Linked DNA regions of Homo sapiens: regions 1, 2 and 4 are each linked to region 3. The links are chromatin contacts, found by Hi-C or POLR2A ChIA-PET in ENCODE. All regions are on one chromosome and are shown on one strand. The core of a region is the stretch at or near the end of the contact, and the rest is flanking DNA. Distances in the headings are between cores, read along the strand shown.

Region 1 (2,700 bases), core at 155-2,654, 2.2 Mb after region 3:
GTGAGAGGATCACTTGAGGCCAGTAGTTCGAGACCAGCCTGGGCAATGTAGCGAGACCCCCTATCTCTATTTTTTCAAAAATTAGGCACAGTGGCACACACTTGTAGTCTTAGCTACTTAAGTGACTGAGGTAAGAGGATGCTTGAGGCCAGGATTTCCAAGCTGGAGGCTGCAGTGAGTTATAATCATGCCACAGCACTCCAGCCTGGGTGACAAAGTAAAACGCTGTCTCTAAAAAAGAAATTTAGAGAAAAAGATTTTTTTTTAAAAAAAAGGTACACTTGGAAAGGCAGCTCCATTATAATCTTATGGGACCATGACTGTATCTGTGGCCTGTTGTTGACCAAAATGTTGTTATGCAGCACATCACTCTACCTTCAGGTTCATCTGTTTGTATCTCCCACTAAACTATGAGCTTTGGGGTGGCAGTGTCCGGTCAGTCTTGCTCTCTCCCTTCTGCTAGCTTTGTTTCTAACACTGTTCCTTTATATAATGAGACCATGATAAGGATTTCGCAAATGAATAAACTGACTTCCTCCAGGGCAGGAGTCTTGTAATATTTATCTTTCTTTTTCCAGTTCCTAATATATAATAACCACTCAATAATTACTAGTTAAGCAAATGCATGCCCTCTTCTTACTATATCCCTGTGAGTCCAAAGATCCATGCTCGGTTTCCTATTTCTGATTAACTGAGTCACCTTTAGAAAAGTAACTTTAAGCCTCAATTTCCTTCTCTGTAGGATGCAGTAATACTTCCTCATCTGACTACTTGGAACTTTTTAAGCAAAAATAAACTATATGGGTAAAAATTACTCAGCTTTTACCATGTGCTAAAGGCCTGATGTATATTAAAGAATGTAATCCTCATAACAAACCTTAAAGTAGGTATTGTTATCCCCATTTTACAGATAAGGAAACTGAAGAACAGAAAGTTTAATTAACTTGGCCAATACCACACAGCAGGTCAATGTTCCAGATCTGAACCTAGGGGCTCTGATCTGAACCTATGCGTTGTGAGTGCACTGTAAGGAGCTCCGGAAACGTGATGTGGGGCTCTACATTATCTTTATCCCGGCCCTTTCACTCCATCCCCGCTCCCGCGACTCGGAGTCCGCTGCAGTGCGGTACCTGTGCTCTAGGCGCTGCCCTAGGAGCCAGGAGCGGCAGATACTGCCTCCCCTTCAAGGCCCTCAACGGCGGAAAGAGCAATCGCTGCATACTGATGACAGGGAACAGCCACCTCTTCCACAACCCAGGGCTCTGTGGTCTCCCTCCTCCGCCAAGGAAAAGAGAAGCACTTCCGGGTCGGGCAGCGGGAGCCCCGCCTTCTCTGGGGACCGGAGCGAACAGAAGTGCGCCTGCGTTGCGACTCCGCTTTCGCGGGGGCTGCTGGGGCGTAGGTGTCGGGGACGCGCGCACGGGCGCGCGCAGCTGTTGACGCGCTTCTTAGCTGGTGCGCGCCGGAGCCCAAATTCCAAGTGGAAACTGCAGGCGCACGAGGGAGGAACGCGTGGAGCATGAAAAGGCAGGGGGCCTCCTCTGAGCGAAAACGAGCGCGGATACCGTCCGGGAAGGCCGGTGCGGAAGGTGGCGGGGGAGGGGACGGTCGGCCGAAGGCTCCCCGGGGCGGGCCGGCGGGAGTCGTAGTCAGTGGTGATTTCTTCTGGAGTCGTTTCCTCAGCTCCTTCCAGCCCCTTGGGCGGCACCTTCTATCTTTGAGGCGTTAAAGGTGTGGAAACGGAGGGCGTGACGAGGGGCAGGTAGCGAGAATGGCTCAGCTGTGGAGCCAAGGTTCGAGTCCCGGGGTCCCCTCATAACGGCCCTGCGACCTTGTGCAAGTTGGTTAACTTCAGCTTCACGTTTTTTCCGTCGCCACACGAGGATGCCAGTACCGCCCGCACCAGCAGCCAGTACTCCGCTGGGATAGTTAATTGTCGAGCGCGGAGCCCAGTTCCTAACCTGCAGTTACCTGTAGCTGCCACGGCGGGGACGGGGCTTGGTCCCCAAAGTCACGCAGCTACCAAGTGGCCGAGCTTGTGGCTGCTCCAAGACCCGAGTTCTTCCTGAGTGCCAGGGTAGCATGGCATGGCAGGTGCCAGAGAATTTGGCAAGTCCCTCTTCCTCCGTGAAGAGGAACCTTCCTAAAAGTTATCAAGAATCCTCAAAGATTTTTTCTTTATGTGGATTACATCTATCTATTTTGACTGTATTAGAAATTAAAACAAATTTTTTTTTGGGAGGCCGAGGGGGACAGATCATCTGAGCTCAGGAGTTCGAGACCAGCCTGGCCAGCATGGTGAAACCCCGTCTCTACTAAAAATACAAAAATTAGCTGGGCATGGTGGCAGGCGCCTGTAATACCAGTTACTCGGGAGGCTGAGGCAGGAGAATCACTTGAACCCGGGAGGCGGAGGTTGCAGTAAGCCGAGATCGCGCCACTGCACTCCACCCTGGGCGACAGAGCGAGACTCCGTCTCAAAAAAATAAAAATAAAATTAAAACAAAATTTTAAAATATTGATTAGAAAATAACCATAGTAAACCCATTACATATTGACATAATATTTTTTTGAAAAAGAAATATTCCTAAACAACAACAACAAAAAAAGCAAAAGAGTGGAAATATATTTTTGCAAGTTTCTTCAGTATATCTTAATGGAAGACAGCTGGATTCTCATGCCCGCTGCTTCATTCAGTCT
Region 2 (2,855 bases), core at 5-2,504, 2.9 Mb after region 3:
TCTAAAACATTTTCACCCCAAAAGAAAACTTGAACCCATTCAACAGTGATTCCCCATCTTCCCACCCACACTCGGCCCCTGGTGACCATCAGTCTGCTTTCTGTCTCTGTGGATTTACCACTTCAGGATATTTCCTATACATGGAATCGTACAATATATGACCTTCTGTGTCTGGCTTCCTTCTCTTGGCATAATCTTTCAATGTTCATCCCCATTGGAGCATATATCAGTACTTCATTCCTGTTTATTACCTATTCATATTCCATTGTATGAATACACCACAGTTGGTTTACTGATTTATCAATTGATGAACACTGGAGTTGCTTCCACCTTTTGGTTATTGTGAATAGCACTGCCATGAACATTTGAGTGCAAATATGAGTACCCGTTTATAATTTATTAGGGTTTATATCTAGGAGTGGAGTTGCTGGGCCAGATGCTAATTTGATATTTAACCTTTTGTGGCACCATCAAACTGTTTCCCCAGTGGCTGCACCACTTTAAATTTTCTCCAGCAATGTATGAGAGTCACCCTCTTCTTAACGTGTACCCATTTGTCCCTTTCCTCTTTCCTACTTTTTACAAAGCCAGTTCCCCACAGACTTCTCTTTCCCCTGGAGTAGAGGGTGGGAGAAGTTGCATCTCTAGTAGAAAGACTATCCAAGCCTCCATTCTTACCTTTTCCGCAAATAGAATACGGTGACCAGGAGGAGGAGAGGACAGGCTGCCACCTCCCTGTGGTCACTAAGGTACACCCACTACAGCCATTAACGCGACTCCGTAAAACTACCCTCCTAGCGACCTCCAACGCCTCGGTCCTCACCCAGAACATCACATTAAACTTTTCAACAGTCACAGATAGGAAGGGGCTCGGTGTGGAAGGTGCCAGCTCTGGCTCAGCCCTGCGGGTGAGTGTTTAACTTTCAGCCCAGCTTAAGATCTCCGAAGACACCCATCGCCTCGTCCTGCCCAGTCCCCTCCGCTAAAGGGCCGGCCTGCCCGGGCCTGGCTGGCAGCTGACATGAATGGAGAGGAAGCGCCTCCCTCTCCACCCACTCTCGCCGGGGTTACTGCCGGTCACAGACCCGGGCCTTCAAGAGCTATTTACACCTACAACAGCCCACCAGCGCCTGACCACGCCGGAGCCAATCAGCGGCCCCCAAGCTTGTCTGATTCTGTCTGCTCCAATCAGGAGGCGCGGTCCTTCCAGCCTCTTGCTCCTGTGAATCACAGGTCGGCGGGAGCCTTTTTTCCTTTTTTTTTTTTTCCCGGGGAGTCGGCCTCGGGGCTCTGCTCTCCTACCTCAGTCTGCCCTACCCTGGAATGGGGAAAATGCGGACATGCCACTCAGTCCGGCCGCGAACAGTGCTCCAGAACTCAGAGAGTTTTCCAGACGGGTGGAGATCGCGTTCCCTGCCCGCCGAGGTCCCATCGCTTCCCTGCTGGGAAGACAAATGAGGCGCTTTAGCCGTCTCCACGGCCAGCCCCTCCCTCATAACCCGAGATTCTTTGTGGGCTCTTAGTCCATAGCTGCCTTTGAGGTGGTGTAGACCTTGCTAACCAGGACGGCCCAGTAGGCAGAGCTCATTTTTATTCCTGTCTGCAATCGTGCAAAAACGCCTCTTATGGAAAAGCCAGAGCGCCAGGAGTCAGCAAAACACACTAAAGATTGGGCAGTCACTGGGGAGAACGTGAGTAAAAGCACAGGAACAGCAAAGCGTTCAGGAACGTTCGAGGCTGACGCAACCGGCGCAGGAAGGTGGTGTGTGGTGGGAGAGTGGGAGGAGACAGTGGAAAGTTTAGACTTGCTTCTGTAAGTGATAAGAAGTCATCAGATATTTTCAAGCAGGAGAGGAAAATAATCTCTCTGTTTCGCAAAGTTAACTCTCATGGCAACAGAGCAGAGTAGCGGGGGGATGGGGGCTGGGAGATGTTGGGAAGCTATTGTTACCACTCTGGTGAAGAGTCATGGGACCTCAAAAGCTGGGATAGTCACGGTGGGAATGGAAAGGAAGGGCACAAGCTGAGAGGCATTTGGGAGGAGAATCAATAGCACTTTATTGACTGGATGTGTGAGATGAGTGAGGACAGCAATCAGAAGAGGACTTTGAGGTTTCTAGCCTGAGTGGCTGGAAGGACACCACTTCCCCTACCTGAAATAGGTAGCAAAAAGGAGAGAGAAAGAGAGAAGCAGAGGGATTTTGCAAAGGGAATAGGAGTTCAGTTTTTGACATGTGGCATTTGAATTGCAAGAAGTACATCCCTGTGGATGTAATACCCAGTAGACAGTTGGGAATTAGGATCTGGTGTCGAGAAGAAAAGTAGAGATGAGATCCAAAGGGTTTATAGTGGATCGGGAGAGAAATTGATGACCTAAAGAGAAATTATAGAATAAGAAGATTTGGGCAGGGCACGGTGGCTCATGCCTGTAATCCCAGCATTTTGGGAGACCAAGGTAGGAGGATTGCTTGAGCCCAGGAGTTTGAGACCAGCCTGGGCAACATGGTGAGACCCCGACTCTACAAAAACTGCAAAAATTAGCCGGGTGTGGTGACACATACCTGTAATTCCAGCTACTTGGGAGGCTGAGGTGGGGGGATCACCTGAGCCTGGGGAGGTCTAGGCTGCAGTGAGCTGAGATAGTGCCACTGCACTCCAACCTGGGCAACATAGCAAGAGCAAGACCCTGTCTCAAAAGTAAAAAAAAAAAAAGAAGATTCAAGTACAGAATCTTGGGAAGGTAGAAAGAGGACACAGAGGCCAGGTGTGGTGGCTCATGCCTGTGATCCCAGCACTTTGGACGCTGAGGTGGGTGGATCATCTGAGGTCAGGAGTTCAAGACCAGCCTAGCCAAC
Region 3 (2,700 bases), core at 160-2,659:
ACATTGGTAAGACACTGTACTTGTAAATTGTAAACACTGATAACACACTACATTTCATAAAATTGTAAGATGTTAAGTTTGGTGGCAGCACCAGGTATTTGCTCCTTGATGCTTCCAAACTACGCTGCACACACCTCTTACAGAATGGTTGCCTCTCCCAGCATACTATAAGTTCCTGGTGGGCACAGATCTAACCTAATTTGTATTTATATTCCTATTGCTTTGCATCATGTTTGGGGAATAATATGTATTCAACAATAGTGGCATGATTGAATTAAAGTGGAATACTGCTAACGAACAAAGTATTATATTTCTAGCAGATTCACTATTCTTTTCTTACATATTCTAAAGGTTAATACGCTCAATATCCAAGAGAAATGTGTCCTTACTTCTCTCCAAGCATACGAAATTTCCAAAGTTTTTTTAAAAAAACTACTCATTAGATAATTTTATATTGTTACTTAAACCCAAGATCTGAAGGCCTCCTAACATTCAATAACTTTTTAGTAGTTTTTTTTTTTTCCTAGAAGAGCAAAGTCTCAGAACTCCACGGAAGCCTGGAAATCGTTTTATTCTAATTTTAGATAAGCTGTCTGAACTAAGAGATCTCTGAACTGGTCAAAAGCAGGAAAGTGGGGGTCTGGGAAGAAGACAAAAACAAACGCCACATAAAACGTCATGGAGCAAACTAATCAAGAACTTTAGCAAGAAACGGAGAGAAAGTCTTAAGGAGGACACCCAGAACATCTCCAGCTCCTCCTGGCCCGTCTCCTCAACTCCTCTTAATTCCAGCCAGTCAGAGCGCGGGGCCATCTGCCACTCCCAGGATGCCACGCGACGGGAGCGGACGCTGCGAGGATGCACCTCCACACGTCAACCTCCCACAAACAGCATGGCTTCGTGGCGTGAGCACCCGGTTCGGACCTGAACGCCTGGGTCCGAGTCCCACCTCCCCCTCCTGCCTGGTCTGCAGCCCTGCGCAAGTCCTCTTGCCCTCGCTGAGCCTCAGTTTCCTCATCTGTAAAATGTAATGATTCCCTATAATTGGCTACAGGGAGATGAGAAGTGTAAATGGTTTTAAGGAAGACACAGGCAACTCTCTAACTTGTTACGGCTCTGAACCTCGCGGTGCTCACTAACCAGCCTTGAGACCAATCTCTCAAAGTCACCCCGCTCCTCCCTTCCCGCCCGGCGCCTGTACTGAGGCCGCTCCCTCCTGTTGGCCCCCATGCGGAAGGCGCGCGGCGCCGTCTGCCGTACCTGCAGCCACCTGGTCAGCGGGGCCCTCTTGCTGACCCACGACGAAGTCGTGCACGAGGCCCCATAGGGCACCCATAGGCGCCGCCGCCTCCACAGCCGCGGCAGCGGCCATAACGCGAACTAGAGACCGTGGGAGGGGATATGGGCGGTGGCTCGAGACGGGCTCTCCGCGCATGCGCCTCCCGAGCCAATCTCCGGGGAAGCGCAAGGGGGCGGGGCGCCGGGGTCACGTGCCTGCCGGCTTCTGCCTAGGCAGTTCCAGGGAGGGGCGGGGCCTGAAATGGGGCGGTGGCACCGAGAGGGAAGGCGGCTGCTGGGCACGCAGCCGGAGGCGATTGAGGGCGAATAATTCCCAGCCCGGCTCCCCGGGAGACGGGCTGCGGGGCGGGCACCTGGCTGGGTGGGGAGAGGGGCGGTACGCACCACGGGGGAAGCCAATGAGAAAATCAGGCCCAGCCCTAGGGGGCGGTGCTGTCGGTCACATGCGCACCTGGGGCGGGTGGTGGCGGCGGCGCGGGCACCGCGAGCCGGCGGAAGGGAGAGGGGCCGGCCTGGGGCGGGGTTAGGCAGGTGAGTGACAGGCTCCAGGGGGCCGGCCCCTGCCTGGTGCCCCGAGCGAGCCGGGAGTAGCTGCGGCGGTGCCCGCCCCCTCTCTCCGCCCCTCCAGCGGAGCTGGTCTCCGGCCGGGCACCGTCGCGGGCCCCCCTGGCCCGGCCACCTGGGACCGTGCTGGGGAGTCTGCCACTTCCCTCTCTCCCCTGGCCCGCAAAGTTTTGGCGGAGCCATCGCTGGGGCTGAGCGCGCCCCCGGGGGGAGATCGGGGAGCGCCCGATGCCGGGCGGCCGGAGCCATTGACCCGGGACGCCGCCGTCCGCTGAGCAGCCGACCACCCCGCCGCCTCCGGTGCATGGGGACTGGCTGAGGAGCCAGCATGGGCAACTGCGTGGGGAGACAGCGCCGGGAGAGGCCGGCAGCCCCGGGACACCCCCGCAAGCGAGCAGGTAACGATGGGGAAGGGAGCAGGGCCTCGGGCATCCCGCCAGTTGTCCCCCTCCTCGCCCGAGTCCTGGGCTTACCGATGGACTCCCCACTGGTGCTGGCGCTTGGGTTTCCCCGATGGGCTGCTCCGCAGCCAGAGGGGGCCGCTCCCCAGCGCCGGGCGGCCGGGGGAGCTGAGTTGGGGCAACTGCGAGCACTGAGCCGGCTGCGCGACCAACTCTCTCCAACTGGGTAGCTCCTGGTGGGGGTGGGGGCAGGAAATGTTTGCAGACCGCAGCGGGGCCGACGGATCGGGAGGAGGCCGGGGGCGAGGGCGCCGCTGGCCTGGCAGCTCCGGCCGGGGTCGGACGCCGGCCCGTCGGGGCACGGCGCGGGCAGCCAGGCGTCCCCAGAACTCGGAGCGAGCGAGGCGAGAACAGTCGCTCCTTCCAAAGACTGTGT
Region 4 (2,768 bases), core at 226-2,725, 2.8 Mb after region 3:
TAATTTTTGTATTTTTAGTAGAGACAGGGTTTCGCCATGTTGGCCAAGCTGGTCTCAAAACTCCTGACCTCAGGTGATGTGCCCACTTCGGCCTCCCAAAGTGCTGGGATTACAGGCGTGAGCCACCGTGCCAGCCCACTCTCTACAGAAGGGTAAAATATTTTCACCTTTCACCTTTTCAGCCAATAGAAAACAATGGCTGCCAAAAACTGGTTTCCCCTTGTAATTCTTGACCAAACTGCCTTCCTCTACTGACAAATTCCTTTTAAACAAAATATCTTAAGCTGCAAAGGTAAATAGATGGGATTGGAATATTGTTATCTAAAGTTCCCGGATATAGCCTGCTTACACAGATAGATGCTCGCTCCACAGATGTTGCCCACAGGAATGTTTATACATATAGTGCACACATAGATGTTTCTCACAGACAGATGTACACAAACACAGATGCTACTCACGTAGACAGATGTCCACCAGGAACACAATATATACCAACAGCTCCCTCAGGGTGGTCTTGATATAAAGTTCCCGGTTCTCAGCTGTGTTCTCAGTCAGGGTTGTTCCCCAAAGTCCTAAGGGGCATGGGAGAGATGCCTGGGATGCTCAGTGGCAGTGTTCCTCCCAGTCATCCCCACCCATCTGTCTCTGGACTTTAGCCCCTTTCCACCCCTGCCCTTCCTTGCCCATCACCTTCATCCTTGGCTGAATCTGGCTACTGTACCCACACCCATGCTTGCTCTTCCCATCAGCTCCCTGAGGTCGACAGGGGTGAAGGCCCTGGCTTGTAGAGAATGAAGGCATGGAAAGGAGGCACCTGTTCCAGGTGGGGTAGTCTAGGGCATCATCACATCCATGTCCTCCCTCAAACCAGCTCCCACATACCTCTCTGGATCCCCAGGTGATGACCATGCCAGGCTCCCACAACCGGTAGACCGCTCAGCTGGCCTCTGTGTTCTGGGTCATGCAGCACTACCATGGGCAATTCATACACCCCAAAGTGACACCGAAAGGTCACCTCTTCTTCAGATCACATTCCACCCCCACCCCCTGCCCAAAAGCTTTTGGTGACTCCTCCTGATTCTAATATCCCAGGAGAACTGTCCCCCTATCTGGTACCTCTGATGCCTTGACAGATATGGAGGCAGCAGCTGGACACCTGGGTCCTGTATGCCGTCTCCTGGGGTTCATCTTCAGGCTTCTTGGGTTGGGGCTGGAGAGGCCCCGTGCTGGAGATGGTGCAGACTCTCAGCGTCCCGTGTGGGGAAGGGGGACCACTGTAGGCGGGGTTGTCCCAGGCTCCACTCCCCAGCTTTTGCAGCTCCTGCCCCTCAGGACTTCCCACAGCATTCATGGGGAATGAGGTGGGGGGGCCCGGTACCCCAGGTGCCCACTCTCAGCTAGAGGAAGAGGGAGCAGAGGCACAGCCCAGCCTAGCCAGCAGAGAGCAAATGGAAAGGCGTCTGAGAGCAGCTGTTTCCACACAGCCTGGGCTCCTGCCTTTTGTAGGGGGATGTCTGTGCCTGCTGGGGAGGGAGCGGATGAGAGGACAGGGTGGGGAAGGACCATCAATCCTGTCAGGAGCTCTCTCTCCCTCTTGCTGCAAGCCCCAGGGGACCAGCCGAAAGGGGAGGTGAGGGAACTGGAAGGTGGGGGTTTGAAGAGGGGAGAGGGGAGAATAGGAGGAGGATGTGGAGCTGGGAGTGGAAGGAGAAACGGGAGGAAAAGGCGATGCTGGGGATGAAGGGGGCTGCTCGCAGATGTGCCTGGTGGAGAGATGGCCCAGAGGTCGGACAGAAGAGACGATCAAAGAGCAATGGGAGGAGCTGAGACAGGAGGGGAGCCGGGGGCCTGTGCTGCGGGTCTGAGCTCATTTCCACTAAAAGCTCCTAAAAGGGCCGACATGGATTGGGGTGGGGACCAAGGCTGGGAGGAAAGCTGAAGAGCGCTGTCCCCCTCCCAGGCTCTGCCCACCTCCCAGGTTCAGTCAATGGGTCTGAGGCTCCTGTCCTGTCTCACCTTCAGCTGTCCCCTGGTGGAGCAGAGATGGGCAGCTCCCTTCCCTCACTTCACCCTCTCAGCCGTGGGGAAAGGACAGTGGCAGGAGGAACCCCAGTCTCACATACTTCAGGGCACTGAGGGGGCAGGGGAGAGGACCACAGAGTCCTAGGTTGTCTATATTCCTTGTTCTGAAGCTTGCCTTTCCATGGCTTACAGGTGAGATACACCAAGAGAGGGGGTTCCTTAAGGGTGTGGGGCTCAGTATGGGAAAAAGGCTAAGACCTGGTTGGGAGGCTGGATCGGAGAACAAAGGACAAGGACAGTATGATGTGGGACTAAAGGGGAGTGGATATCTGGACCCAGCTGAGCTGGGAACCTTTTCCCATGGCTCTGCTTAGTCCTGGGCCTAGAATCGTAAACTTGAGCACAAAGTGGAACTATCCATGATATCAGGATTAATCTGCTTTCTTTATAACTGCAGGTCTCTGAATTAAAACTGTGTCATGGGCCCCCAAGCACATCCCTGCCTATGCCCTGCTCCAGCTTCTGATCACCTGCTCCAGCTCCCCTATAGGCATGCATGATGCCCCAGAATGGGGCTGATCCCACAGGTTGTGGTGGTCACCCTGCAGTTTCTCCTCCTTGAGGCTAGAGCAGAGACTTTCCTCTCCTAACTCCTGGCTCCCCACCCAGGGCTACTCACTGGCCTGAAGCCCACCTTCACATTCAGCAAAACATCAGCCTTGTCAAAATAATCAGTCTTGAGTGTC

What was found. Hi-C counts contacts between places; a loop is a spot of excess contacts on that map. ChIA-PET counts read pairs that join two places held with the same protein, here RNA polymerase II (POLR2A). Pooled maps may share reads with other maps.
Region 1: a loop to region 3 is called in a pooled map, with 11 times the contacts of the local background. The contact joins the promoter of CUTC here to the promoter of MMS19 in region 3. A Hi-C loop is called at or near these places in 1 of 37 single-sample maps with no recorded cell type and 11 of 50 pooled maps. POLR2A ChIA-PET finds 5 or more read pairs at or near these places in 1 of 52 experiments (A549).
Region 2: a loop to region 3 is called in a pooled map, with 14 times the contacts of the local background. The contact joins the promoter of OLMALINC here to the promoter of MMS19 in region 3. A Hi-C loop is called at or near these places in 6 of 50 pooled maps.
Region 4: a pooled map shows a loop between it and region 3 (2.1-fold over the local background). The contact joins the promoter of PKD2L1 here to the promoter of MMS19 in region 3. A Hi-C loop is called at or near these places in 1 of 50 pooled maps.

Annotation. Positions count from the first base shown.
Region 1 is chr10:99,730,830-99,733,529 of GRCh38, forward strand. It overlaps CUTC (cutC copper transporter), which reads left to right and starts at 1,405. Exons shown (of 9, transcript NM_015960.3): 1 at 1,405-1,580. The coding sequence starts at 1,520. It overlaps COX15 (cytochrome c oxidase assembly factor COX15), which reads right to left and starts at 1,298. Exons shown (of 9, transcript NM_078470.6): 1 at 1,131-1,298. The coding sequence starts at 1,220. RefSeq lists an enhancer at 1,000-1,219.
Region 2 is chr10:100,372,322-100,375,176 of GRCh38, forward strand. It overlaps OLMALINC (oligodendrocyte maturation-associated long intergenic non-coding RNA), which reads left to right and starts at 1,255. Exons shown (of 3, transcript NR_026762.1): 1 at 1,255-1,691. RefSeq lists enhancers at 818-1,147, 877-1,446, 1,248-1,377, 1,447-2,014, 2,015-2,584.
Region 3 is chr10:97,497,013-97,499,712 of GRCh38, forward strand. MMS19 (MMS19 cytosolic iron-sulfur assembly component) reads right to left here and starts at 1,410. Exons shown (of 31, transcript NM_022362.5): 1 at 1,261-1,410. The coding sequence starts at 1,372. It overlaps UBTD1 (ubiquitin domain containing 1), which reads left to right and starts at 1,912. Exons shown (of 3, transcript NM_024954.5): 1 at 1,912-2,261. The coding sequence starts at 2,192. RefSeq lists enhancers at 535-1,065, 742-791, 1,152-1,321 and silencers at 1,562-2,321, 2,332-2,531.
Region 4 is chr10:100,328,753-100,331,520 of GRCh38, forward strand. PKD2L1 (polycystin 2 like 1, transient receptor potential cation channel) reads right to left here and starts at 1,476. Exons shown (of 16, transcript NM_016112.3): 1 at 1,117-1,476; 2 at 459-572. The coding sequence starts at 1,351.